2 separate regions of the Homo sapiens genome follow, and region 1 is linked to region 2. Evidence: chromatin contacts called from ENCODE Hi-C or POLR2A ChIA-PET data. All regions are on one chromosome and are shown on one strand. Each heading gives the region's core, a stretch centred on a gene start or an enhancer-like site at or near the end of the contact. The rest is flanking DNA. Distances are from core to core; before and after follow the strand shown. Region 1 holds the start of LINC02701 (long intergenic non-protein coding RNA 2701). Region 2 overlaps IGHMBP2 (immunoglobulin mu DNA binding protein 2).

The links. A loop is a pair of places that touch in the nucleus more often than their neighbours do. ChIA-PET counts read pairs that join two places held with the same protein, here RNA polymerase II (POLR2A). Pooled maps may share reads with other maps.
Region 1: a loop to region 2 is called in a map of heart right ventricle, with 7 times the contacts of the local background. The contact joins the promoter of LINC02701 here to the enhancer-like site in region 2. A Hi-C loop is called at or near these places in 2 of 168 maps with a recorded cell type or tissue (heart right ventricle and mammary epithelial cell) and 1 of 50 pooled maps. POLR2A ChIA-PET finds 5 or more read pairs at or near these places in 3 of 52 experiments (A673, K562 and Panc1).

Annotation. Positions count from the first base shown.
Region 1 is chr11:68,866,391-68,871,930 of GRCh38, forward strand. It overlaps LINC02701 (long intergenic non-protein coding RNA 2701), which reads left to right and starts at 1,970. Exons shown (of 2, transcript XR_950253.3): 1 at 1,970-4,525; 2 at 5,153-5,540.
Region 2 is chr11:68,940,593-68,946,093 of GRCh38, forward strand. IGHMBP2 (immunoglobulin mu DNA binding protein 2) reads left to right here. Exons shown (of 15, transcript NM_002180.3): 15 at 1-9. Among named protein-coding and RNA genes, the nearest start is that of MRGPRD, 38 kb to the right of the region's middle. Within about 2 kb of position 1,404, at least 4 of the 41 ENCODE cell types and tissues checked have a DNase peak (open chromatin) inside an H3K27ac peak, as active enhancers do.

The DNA.
Region 1 (5,540 bases), core at 720-3,219, 74 kb before region 2:
AAAACTTCGTCTCAAAAAAAAAAAAAAAAAAAAAAAAAAAAAAAATATATATATATATATATATATATAAAGAGAGAGTCATCATTCCAGCATCGCCCCTGCCTTCTCCTCCCCAGATTCCACTAGAGGAATGTCTAGTGGGGACTCTCCTCTAGCCCCATTCATGTTGAGTGTGAGCACACGCATGCACACATATGCACACACATGCGCACACACGCACAGGCACACACACACCCGTGAAGGCATGTAGGCCAGCCCTTTATGGCTTTATCTCCCCGTGTTTTTTTTTGTGTGTGTGTTTTTTGTTTTTTTGTTTTTGAGACAGAGTTTCGCTCTGTCTCCCAGGCTGGAGTGCAGTGGCCCAATCTCGGCTCACTGCAAGCTCTGCCTCCCGGGTTCACGCGATTCTCCTGCCTCAGCCTCCCGAGTAGCTGGGACTACAGGCACCTGCCACCACGCATGGCTAATTTGTTTTTTGTATTTTTAGTAGAGACGGGGTTTCACTGCATTAACCAAGACGGTCTCAATCTCCTGACCTCATGATCTGCCTGCCTTGGCCTCCCAAAGTGCTGGGATTACAGGCATGAGCCACTGCGCCTGGCCTATCTCCCCGTGTTTTAGACAACCCATGTTTCAGTTCAATTGCCCATTCCAATTTTTTGCCCAACTATTCCCCTGAGGATAACTCTCTGCCCATCGTTGGACATGATGGGGTGCACAGGATGTTCCTCGGGCTGAGGAAATGTGACCCCACCATCCAAATTGGTGCAGTGTCTTCTGTTCTCCTTCTTTTATGCACTCTGAGCATTTGCATCCACCACCAGGCAAGCCAAGCCCAGTCCCGAGCCGACACCCAGGGCTCCGGCATCAGCCTGACTTGCAGCTGTGTCCAGGGCCTACCCCAGGGAATTGGCCACACAGCCAGCAGCAATGTCTGTCTCTGTTGCTGGCTGACAGCACTGTCCTTATTGGCATTTTATGCCTCAGACGGTGCAAGAGAGACACTGACTAGGGGCATTTACTCACTTGCTATCATGAGGCAGAAATTTAAATAATAATAATAATAATAATCAGTACTGCATTTATTCACGCCAAGAAAAGTAAAAGCTAAGGCCCAGAATATGGCAAGGCAAAGGCTAAAAAGAAAAGAACAAGTTTTCCTCTTGCCTAGCAGCTCACTTTAAGGACAGTTAGAAGATAACGCTGTCCAAATAGCCAAGGCCAAAGGAATGGGCTCCAGACACCCCCCTCCCTTCCAGAGCAAGCTTGAAAGAAAAAAAAGAAAGACAGGTTCTTTTACTGTTACTCTTTTCCCAGGCTTCTTAAGCATGATTAGCATGATTATGTTTTACAAATGTCTGTATTTAGCCAGTTCTTGTTTTTCTTTCAATGCAGCTACAAGGCCACTGGCTAGGTCACAAATTATGTTATGCTATAGATTACGTGACCTGTTACTGTATGATTAACTGCTTTTATTTTGCTACTGCTTTTATTTTGCTCCTGTAAGGCTGTTTATAAAAACACTGCTCTTTGTTCAGGGCTCAGCTTTTGGATGTGAATCCTCTGAGCCGGTGCGTACCTAAAATAAACAAATCCTTCTGTACTGCAAATTGGTTTTTCCGTTCCTCAGTTTACCGCAACATTTTTGGCAACCACGAAGGGACTGGAGACGGCAGGCTTACTGTCTCCTTTGCCTCTGGGGGCTGGAGCGAGGGTCTCAGGAAACCTGTGACCCCAGGTGCCACCGGGAGAACTTCAGCCTGGGGGGGAGATCAGCTCTCCTGTGACCTGGCACCCCTACCCAGCAGCGAAACGGAACCTAAAGAGGGACTACAGGATGATTTCAGAAACAACGCGCTTCAGGAACCACAGTAAGGTTTTGGGGGCTCAAGGCAGGACCCGTCCCTTGGACAGAAGGGAGCCTGATCATCTCCCGGGGTGTGCCAAATAGTCCGAACCAGAGGGGCTGGGGGTGACTGGAGTGGCTTGTCAATTTGGATGAAACTCACACCCCGCCGACACAGGATGCAAGAGTGGCTCGCCAAGTCGGCTAGGGAACTGGAGGTGGCAAGAGTGGCTCGCCACCCCAACTGGGAACTAGAGGGGGCGAGAGTGGCTTGCCACCCCAGTTACAAACATGGGAACTGAAGGTGTGTGGAAGTGTGTGAATGAAAAGGCCTCATTAGGCGCATCAGCTGCGAAGTGAAGAGTCACAGATCCCTTAGTGTAGACTGTGTGCTCCGAGAAAGGGTGGGGCCGACTAAGACTAGTGGTGATCTGCATATGGCTAATAGGAGCTGCCCTACAGCTCAGAGTTGCAGCAGGAATAAGGACCTCTCCAAAGCCAAGCAGCATCTGAAAACCCCCATAATAGGAGACAGTGTGGTTGGTCGAAACGAGAGGAAGAGTGAGTAGGCAAGAGTGAATGTGCTGCGTTGTAAAGGGAGGAATGGGAGGAAAGTCATCAAAACATCAAAACTTACTCTGTGGGAGTGCATGTTACGGAACCTTAAGAAAGGTTTTGCAGGGGATTATAGAGTTAACCCCCTCAGAGGTTGAGAACTCTGGGTGAATTAGAATTGCCCTCTTCTGGTGTTGGATGGCTGACCGAAGGAACTACAGACAGGGAACAATTGGCCATGTATTTAAGGTGGTGACAAGGGTTGGAGAACAGCCAGTGTACCTGGATCAATTTCTTTATATTGACTCATAGTTAAATATAATATAGCCAAACCCAGCATTGATCCAGGCCTGTTTAACAGCTTATTGCAAAAAAAACCAAAAGTGAAAATAAGAGCAGCTTTGCCGGCAGACACAGAGTTAAAAGGGAATCCCAGAGACAGCAAGAGAAGCCAGTTTTACAGGAGCCACCAAAGGTAACAGAAATTCTTCCTCCATATATCCCAGCCTACCCCCGCTTTACCGAGGCCGACAGCCCCCCCAGGAACCAGATTCAGGAGCTAACATGCCCCAGGTCTCACCTCGAAGGGGAGGATCAGAGCCTTGAGAGGCCAGGAAGGAGGTCAAGATAGTCAAGTGGGCCATCTCAGATCTGGCCGTGCTGGAGCTATGCAAATGCCTCTCAGGGGGACACGAGGACCTATCTATTATGATGACCAGGATCCCAACTAGGACCCAGAGGATGAAACTCAGCTTCAGCGTTTGCAGAGGTACCAAGAGGCACTTCTGCAGGGGCTACGAGTTGGTAGAAGGAAAGCAATGAATATAAAGAAGATTTCAGAAGTGCTTCAAGGAGCTGATGAGAGCCTAAGTCAGTTTTATAAGAGACTCTGTGAAGCATTCCGGCTTTGTACCCCATTTAACTGTGAGGCTGCTGAACATCAGCCTATGGGGAATACTTCATTCGTAGGGCAAGCCCAGGGTGACATCAAGTGGAAGCTGCAGGCATGAATACCACCCAGTCCATAAAAGTGGCCACCACGGTGTATGTTAACTGTGACCAAGGAACAAAACGGGAAAGAGCAAAAGCCACAAGCGCGGCAGCTAAGCACGCCCACCATTAAGTTCCTCTCCCCAGCCCGGCTCTATCTGGAAAAAGAAGGGGCCAGGGACTTGGCGCCAGGAGAAGAGCAAAGGAAAAGGAAAGGAGAAAGTAACAGTAAGTGTGAGAAGGGAAAGAAGAAAGTAAAAAGGAAATCAGAAAAAAACAGGAGAGACAGGCGGCAGTGCACGGGGGCGGGGCCCGTGCCGTTGTCCGGCCCCACCGGCTGGCCGCAAGAGCAGAACTCAGGAAAGAAAAAGGAAAGTAAATTGAAGGCTTAAGAAAAAGGCCAATCTGTTGTCAACAGCTCTTATGGAAAGGGAGATTAGCAATGTGAGAGGACGTGGATGCGGACGTAGACGTGGAAAAAAGTCAAGTTAGGAATGGATTCAAGAGCCAGACAAGGTGGGCGCCTGTGATCCCAGCTACTCGGGAGGCTGAGGCAGGGGAATGGCGTGAACCCGGGAGGCGGAGTTTGCAGTGAGCCGAGATCGCGCCACTGCACTCCAGCCTGGGAGACACAGCGAGACTCCGTCTCAAAAAAAAAAAAAAGAAAAGAAAAAGAAAAAGAAAGAGATTAATGTGCGCGATGCAAAAAGAAAGGACACTGGAAGGATGAGTGTTCAGAAGGCAATGAGGGAAATAGCCAAGACCACGAGACAAAGAGGCCATCGGCCAAGGGCTGCCGCACCTTGGGGAACCAAATACTGATCTGATCAGGCTGGCAGGAGCCGAAGGACGTAAGGAACAGGACAGACCGGGAACCTTCTCATTAGGCACCCAGGGGCCCATGGTCACATTAGAAGTTAAAGGCAGCAGGATTCTGCTGTATCTGGATTCCAATTTCTCACTGATGGCTAAGCCACTAGATGGAGTTACAAAAGGGGAAGAAAAAGAACCCCTCCTCTGGGAAACAGCAGGAGAAGGAGCCCTGCCTGGTGAAAACTTGCTTATAGACTTCACAGAACCTCCCCGTGCCGGAGGTTATTGGTTCATGCTAGTGCTTGTTTGCACCTTTTCAGGGTAAGTTAAAGCTTTCCCCACCAGGACAGAAAAAGTACAAGAAGTGACTAAAGTACTGTTAAAAGACATTATTCCCAGGTTTAGACTGCCTCTAACTTTAAAGTCAGACAATAGGCCAGCATTTGTAGCTGAAATAGTGCGAGATTTAACAAGACTGTTAAAAATAAAATGGAAGTTACACACGGCCTACTGGCTGCAAAGTTCAGGAGAAGGTGGAAGGCGTGAACCGGACACTCGAGCAGCTACTGAAGAAATATTGCCAGGAAATTCATTTAAGATAGAATCAGGTTTTTGGCTATGGTCCTCCTCTGAGTCAGGTGCACCCCCACCAAACAAACTGGGTATTTGCCCTATAAGATTTTTTTTGGTCGGCCACTCCTACATCATAGGTCAAATTAAAGGTGACCTCCAGGAACTAGGGGAATTAACTTTAAGAAAGCAAATGCAGGTTTTTGAAACAGCCAAAGTGTTCATAATTAGGTACATGAAAATGCCTATAAGCCCGACACCCTTTTAAATCTAGTGACGCTGTTTAGGTTAGAAAGTAAAACCTAATTTCTCTAGGATCCATATAGGATGGGTCCTATATCGTAATCTTGTCCATTCCCACTGCTGTTTAACTTGCAGGTGTTATGTCTTGGATCCACCACAGTCGGCTAACACTGGCAGCTCAGGACAAGTGAACCAGCCAGCAGGACCCAGATCATCCAACCTGGCTGATCCTTAGATGAGACCGAGTTGCTGCTGAGGACAACAGCCCTGCTCTAGTCACTCTGGAGGCTGACTAGTCTACGCACGGCTGAAACTTGAGGACTTGTCAAGCAAGTAATGTAGCTAAAATCTTAAGACTAGTGGTTTTCGTGTACACTAACTGTTTTACTATTGTTCTGTCGCTGTGCTCAACCTTTTTCCCAGGTAAGGACCTTTTTTGTCCTTGCTGGATATGAATATGCTGTACATTGTTTTGTTGTTACCCCCCTTAACCATGTAGAAGAAACACCTACAGAAGGTGTCC
Region 2 (5,501 bases), core at 154-2,653:
TGCACACTGCCCCAGTGTGTCTGCTGCGGGTCTAAGGGGCGCGCCCTTTGCCTGTTCTGCTCAGCTGCTGTGCCCTCCCCGCCGCGTCTCTCAAGCCCCCTCTCCTTCTGACCTCTCTGCGGCAGACTCTCCCGGTGCAGGCTCCTCTCTCCTTAAATCCCATTCATGTCCTTTTATGTCCCCGATGGTTCTGAGTGAGGTTGAGCTTCCCTGACCTGCACCTAGGGTGGCTGTCCCCCAGAGGCCATTTACGCAGCGCATTCGGCTAATGTGTCCTCAGGCCAGGCCTGCACGCTTTGACTGCCGTGTTCTTGCTGGTCCTGGGCGACTCTCCCTTCCTACCCGGACTGACGCCCCACCCTGGGCCACTAGAGCCCCTCCTCCTCCCCCTGTCCTGTCCTTGTCTGTTCCCGTCAAGTGGCTTTTGGACTGAATTGTTTGGGAAGGGGACCAGGACTCTACTGCATTTTGTGTCAAGTGCGGCAGAGTTAATCTGGTTGCTTCCATAAGTGCTGAGCACCATGCACAGAAGGCTGCAGTTCTCATGCTCTTTGAGGACCCGTGGCTGTGGGAGGCATTTGTGTAATGATGCTCTTGGGGGATGAGGGCACCATTGGAAGCATCTCCCGGTTGACACAGCACACAGGGACAGGTGTTCTTCCTGCAGGGGCGGGGGCGGGGGTGCCTGCTTAAGCTCCCCAACTTCCCAGAATCCAAACAGCTGATAAGAGTCCTGCCCTGGGGTTGACACGGATGCTGAAAGATGTTGGCTCTTGGGTGGGAGACAGCCGACAGCCACACTCCCTGCCTCCTAGGTAGCCTGTCTGCAGGAGAGAAGGAGGCCAAAGAGAAACAGACCCAAAAATGGGGGTGGGAGAGTGACCTGATGACACTGTTTGAGCACCTGGATGTAGCCATGCCTGACCTCCACCCCATTCTTCCTGGTGTCCTGAGCTAGTAAATCCCCTTTTTTAGCTGAAGAAGTCTGCCTTGGGTTTTTGTCACTTGCTGCCAAAGAATCTTTGCTGACCCAGTCATGCCCACATCTGTTTATCTTATTGGGCATACCCCTCCCAGCATGGAGGCAGTATGGAATTAGTGTCGCCCCACTCATTAGAGAAGGCACGATTGGAATCCAAGCCCTGTACCTTTATCCAGGTGTTCTTCTGTGGGCCGTCCCACCAGGAGGAGCTTGAAGTAGAGGAAGGCAGCCAGCATCAGCGGCGGGCCGGGCGGGTGGGGGGTGGAAGCTTCTGGAATCGGAGGGACCTGAGTCTGAACGCCAGCCAGCACCACCGTCCACTGAGGTGTGGCCTCAGCAAGTCACCTCTCCTCTCTGAGCCTGTTTGTCATCTATGAAGCAGGACGGGAACAGTTGCTGCCGCGCCAGCTGTGCTAAGTGGAAGACATGAAGTGCAGCATCATGTCCTTGCGGGACCTGGCTCCGGGTTTGTCGTCTCCCTGGCTGTGCCCCCCAGCCTCCTGCATGGAGCCTTCTCCCCTTCAGCACTGACCACCGCGGCCCTTGGTGATGCATTGTTAAAATGCCAGAACCCAAGGTTGCAACATAAAAAGTTTCCATTTCTCATCCCAGAGAGGCCTTGTTAGGAAAATATTTGTAGCTGGTTGTTTGAAAAGTACCCTACAGTTTGGCCTGGATAGGGTAACCCAAGAAAAGGAAAAAAATTTCCCAAGCCAAACGTCTCCCTGGCCAGCTGGAGTGTGGTCTTGCTGACAGTAGCTGCAGGCTGTAGCCCACCCGGGCCGGAACCGGGTGGAAGAGAGTAGAGGACTCCCTTCTAAGGAGAACTGCCCACCTCCACCCGTGCGGCTCCCCTGAGGTAGCCCTGCCATGTGCTCCTTTCCGGGGGTGCCGGGCAGGGCAGTGGGCACAGGCAGGAGCCCCTGCCAGCTCTGGGCTTTGCTCCTGAGTTTACTTGGGATGTGCTGCGTGCCTTGGGGCCTCAGTTTCCTCCTCTGTAACATGGGGAAGTAACAAGACCTGTCTCAGGGTAGCTGTGAAGATGAAATGATCAAACACACAAGGCCTTGGGTACGGCGCCTGGCTTCTAATAAATGTATTGCCCTCCTCCTCGTCATCTTGCAAAGCAGCAGTGGAGAGGAACGAGACGGCACATGCCGCTATAGAAGGGTTTCAGCAAATGGCCTTTCCTACCAGAGACAGAGGCAAGAGTGCCCAGGTCCCAAGGGCCCACCGGTCAGCTGCTGGTGGAAGTCGCAGGTCCCCCAGTGTGGGTCTGCCTGGCTTCCTTGCACCCAACACAGCTCGCCCCCGCCCTGTGCCGAGCAGGCCAAGGGTGGGCCAAGGGCGGGCCTAGGGCAGGCCTGCTCTGTTTACCTTGGTTTGTTTGGAGCTGCCCAGAGGGATCCCAGAGTGGGCTGAAGGGCACCACGCTGCTTTGGGAGGTTTTAGGCCCACGTTATAGCCCTGGCACTTAAAAGGAATTGTGGTCACCACTGGGAGCATAGCAAAAGCTGCAGCCTTATTTGGTCTGGAAACTTCTTTGCTTGCAGGAAAAGCAGAATGGGGAAGCAGGCTCTCGTGTGGGTGGGCAGATTGGGGCCAGTTCTTCATTACCCAGGGATATGAATTACTTTGCTACCTCACTTGGCTCTGGTTTTGGCTTCTGGCCTTCTCCACTGAAGCTGCAGCTCACAATCTCCCCCAGCCCTCAGCTGCCAATGAGCTGTTCTGTTGTGCAGCTTTATTGAGGTGTAATTGTCATGCCATAGAATGCACTCGTTGTAAATATACGATTCAGATTCGATGATGTTAGTAAACATGGGGCTGGGCCACATACCCCTACCCGTCCCTACTGCTGGGTGCTGGTCTGCAGTTAATCTCTGCTCCTGCCCTCAGCCCCAGGCAGTCACCAGTCAGCTTTCTGTCCCTATAAATTTGCCTTTTCTGGAAACTTCATATAAATATAGACTGTCCCCAACTCCCCGTGGTTTTGACGTAACGATTTTTTGACTTTACAATGGTGCAAAGGCTTGTATGCATTCAGTAGAAACCACCATTCTGTGTTCATGTTCAGTACAGTATTCAGTAAATGACATGAGAAATTCAACACTTTATATTATCAAATAGGTTCTGTGTTAGATAAGTGTGCTCAGTAAGCGTTCTGAGCATGTGTAGGGTAGGCTAGGCTAAGCTACGATGCCCAGGAGGTCAGGTGTATTGAAAGCATTTTCAATCTGCAATGTTTTCAATTCCCCATGGATTTGTGGGGAACATATTCCCATCATAAGTCGAGGAACATCCGTATCCAGCCCCGTGCATCTGCGTTCTTTTACTTCACCTGATGTTTTTGAGGTTTGCCCATGTGGTGGTGTGTATCAGTGTTTCAGTTCTTTTTATTGTCAAACAATGTCCCATTGTATGGATACACCCATTTAGTGTATCCACTCATCTATCGGATATTCAGATTGCTTCCACTTTTTGGCTGTTTTGACCCATGAGGCTGCTATGAATATTCATCGTTCAAGTCCTTCTGTGAAAACATGCATTCTCATTTTTCTTGGGTAGATTCTTAGAAGTGGAATTGCTGGGTCATAAGTTAGTTTATTCATTTAAGAAACTACCAGGCTTTTCCAGAGAGGTTACACCATTTTACATTCCTGCCAGCTATGTATGCGGGTTCTAGTTTTTCTGTTCTTGCCAACATTTGGTATTGTCTGATTATTATTACTATTACCACCATGTTGGTGGGTATATACTATGATCTCATTGTAGTTTTAATTTGCATTTTCTTAAAGACTAAGGAAGCTGAGCACCCTTTTCCTGCGCTTACGGGACATGTAGATATCTCCTTTGGTAAATTTTTCTTTTTTTTTTCTTTTTTTTTTTTTGAGACAGGTCTTAGTTTGTAGCTCAGGCTGGAGTGCAGTGGCACAAACAGGGCTCACTACAATCTCGACCTCCTGGGCTCAAGGGATCTCCAGGCTCAAGGGATCCTCCAACCTCAGCATCCCCGAGTAACTGGGACTACAGACGCGTGCCACCACACCTGGCTATTTTTTTTTTTTGTAAAGATGGGGTTTCGCCATGTTGCCCAGGCTGATCTCAAACTCCTGGGCTCAAGTGATTTGCCCACCTTGGCCTCCCAAAGTGCTGGGATTACGGGCGTGAGCCACCACACCTGGCCTCTTTTATTATTATTATTTTCATAGAGACAGGGTCTTGCTTTTTTGCCTGGGTTGGTCTTGAACTCCTGGGCTTAAGCCATCCTCCTGCCTCAGCCTCCCAAAATACTGGGAATATAGCTTTTGCTAAGCTCCCAGCAGTGACCACAATTCCTTTTAAGTGCCAGGGCTATAATGTGGGCCTAAAACCTCCCAAAGCAGCGTGGTGCCCTTCAGCCCACTCTGGGATCCCTCTGGGCAGCTCTGGGATTATAGGTGTGAGTTACCGTGCCTGGCCCTTTGGTGAAATTTCTGTTCAAATCTTTTGCTCATTTTTAAGATAAATTGAAGTGTCCTATTATTGAGATATAAGATATCTTTAGGCCGGGCATGGTGGCTCATGCCTGTAATCCCAGCACTTTGGGAGGCCAAGGCAGGCGGATCACGAGGTCAAGAGATCAAGACCATCCTGGCCAACATGGTGAAAGGCCATCTCTACTAAATATACAAAAATTAGCGGGGGCATGGTGGTGTGCACCTGTAATCCCAGCTACTCAGGAGGCTGAGGCAGGAGAATCGCTTGAACCTGGGAGGCAGAGGTTGTAGTGAGCCCAGATCATGCCACTGCACTCCAGCCTGGGCGACAGAGGGAGACCCTGTCTCAAAAAAACAAAACAAAACAAAACAAAACTTTATATAGCCTGGATAGAAGTCTTTTATCAGATGTATGATATGCAAATATTATCTCCCAGTCTTTGGATTCTTTCAACATTTCCTTAATATTGTCTTTGGAAGTGCAAAAGTTTTAATTTTTTAAAGTCCAGTTTATCGATTTTTTTTCTTTTATGGCTGTGCTTTCTGTGTCATGTCTAACATCTCTTTACCTAAATTGAGATCACAGAGGTTTTTCCTATGTTTTCTTTTAGACATTGTACAGATTTAGTTCTTCTGTTCAGGTCTGTGATCCATCTTGAGTTCATTTTCATGTATGGTATTGGTATAAGGCAAGGGCCAAAGGTTGGTTGGTTTGGTTGGTTGGTTGTTGCATGCGGATCTCCAGTTGTCTCAGCAATTGTTGAAAGACTCCTGTTTCTTCACGGAATTTCCTTGGCATCGTGTTAAATATTGTTTGAGCATAAATGGAGGGGTTCATTTCTGGGTTCTCAATTCTGTGCCATTCATCTGTCCATCCTTACGCTAATACCACAGGCTCCTCCCGTCCCCATCATGAGGGCAGCCTTCTGGTCATGGAGACATTGCAAGTTTACACTTAGAGGCACGGCCCCCACAACCCGTCTCTGACTCAGCGAAAATGGAAAGAGTTTTGAAAACATATAGCCACACTCAAGATAAAC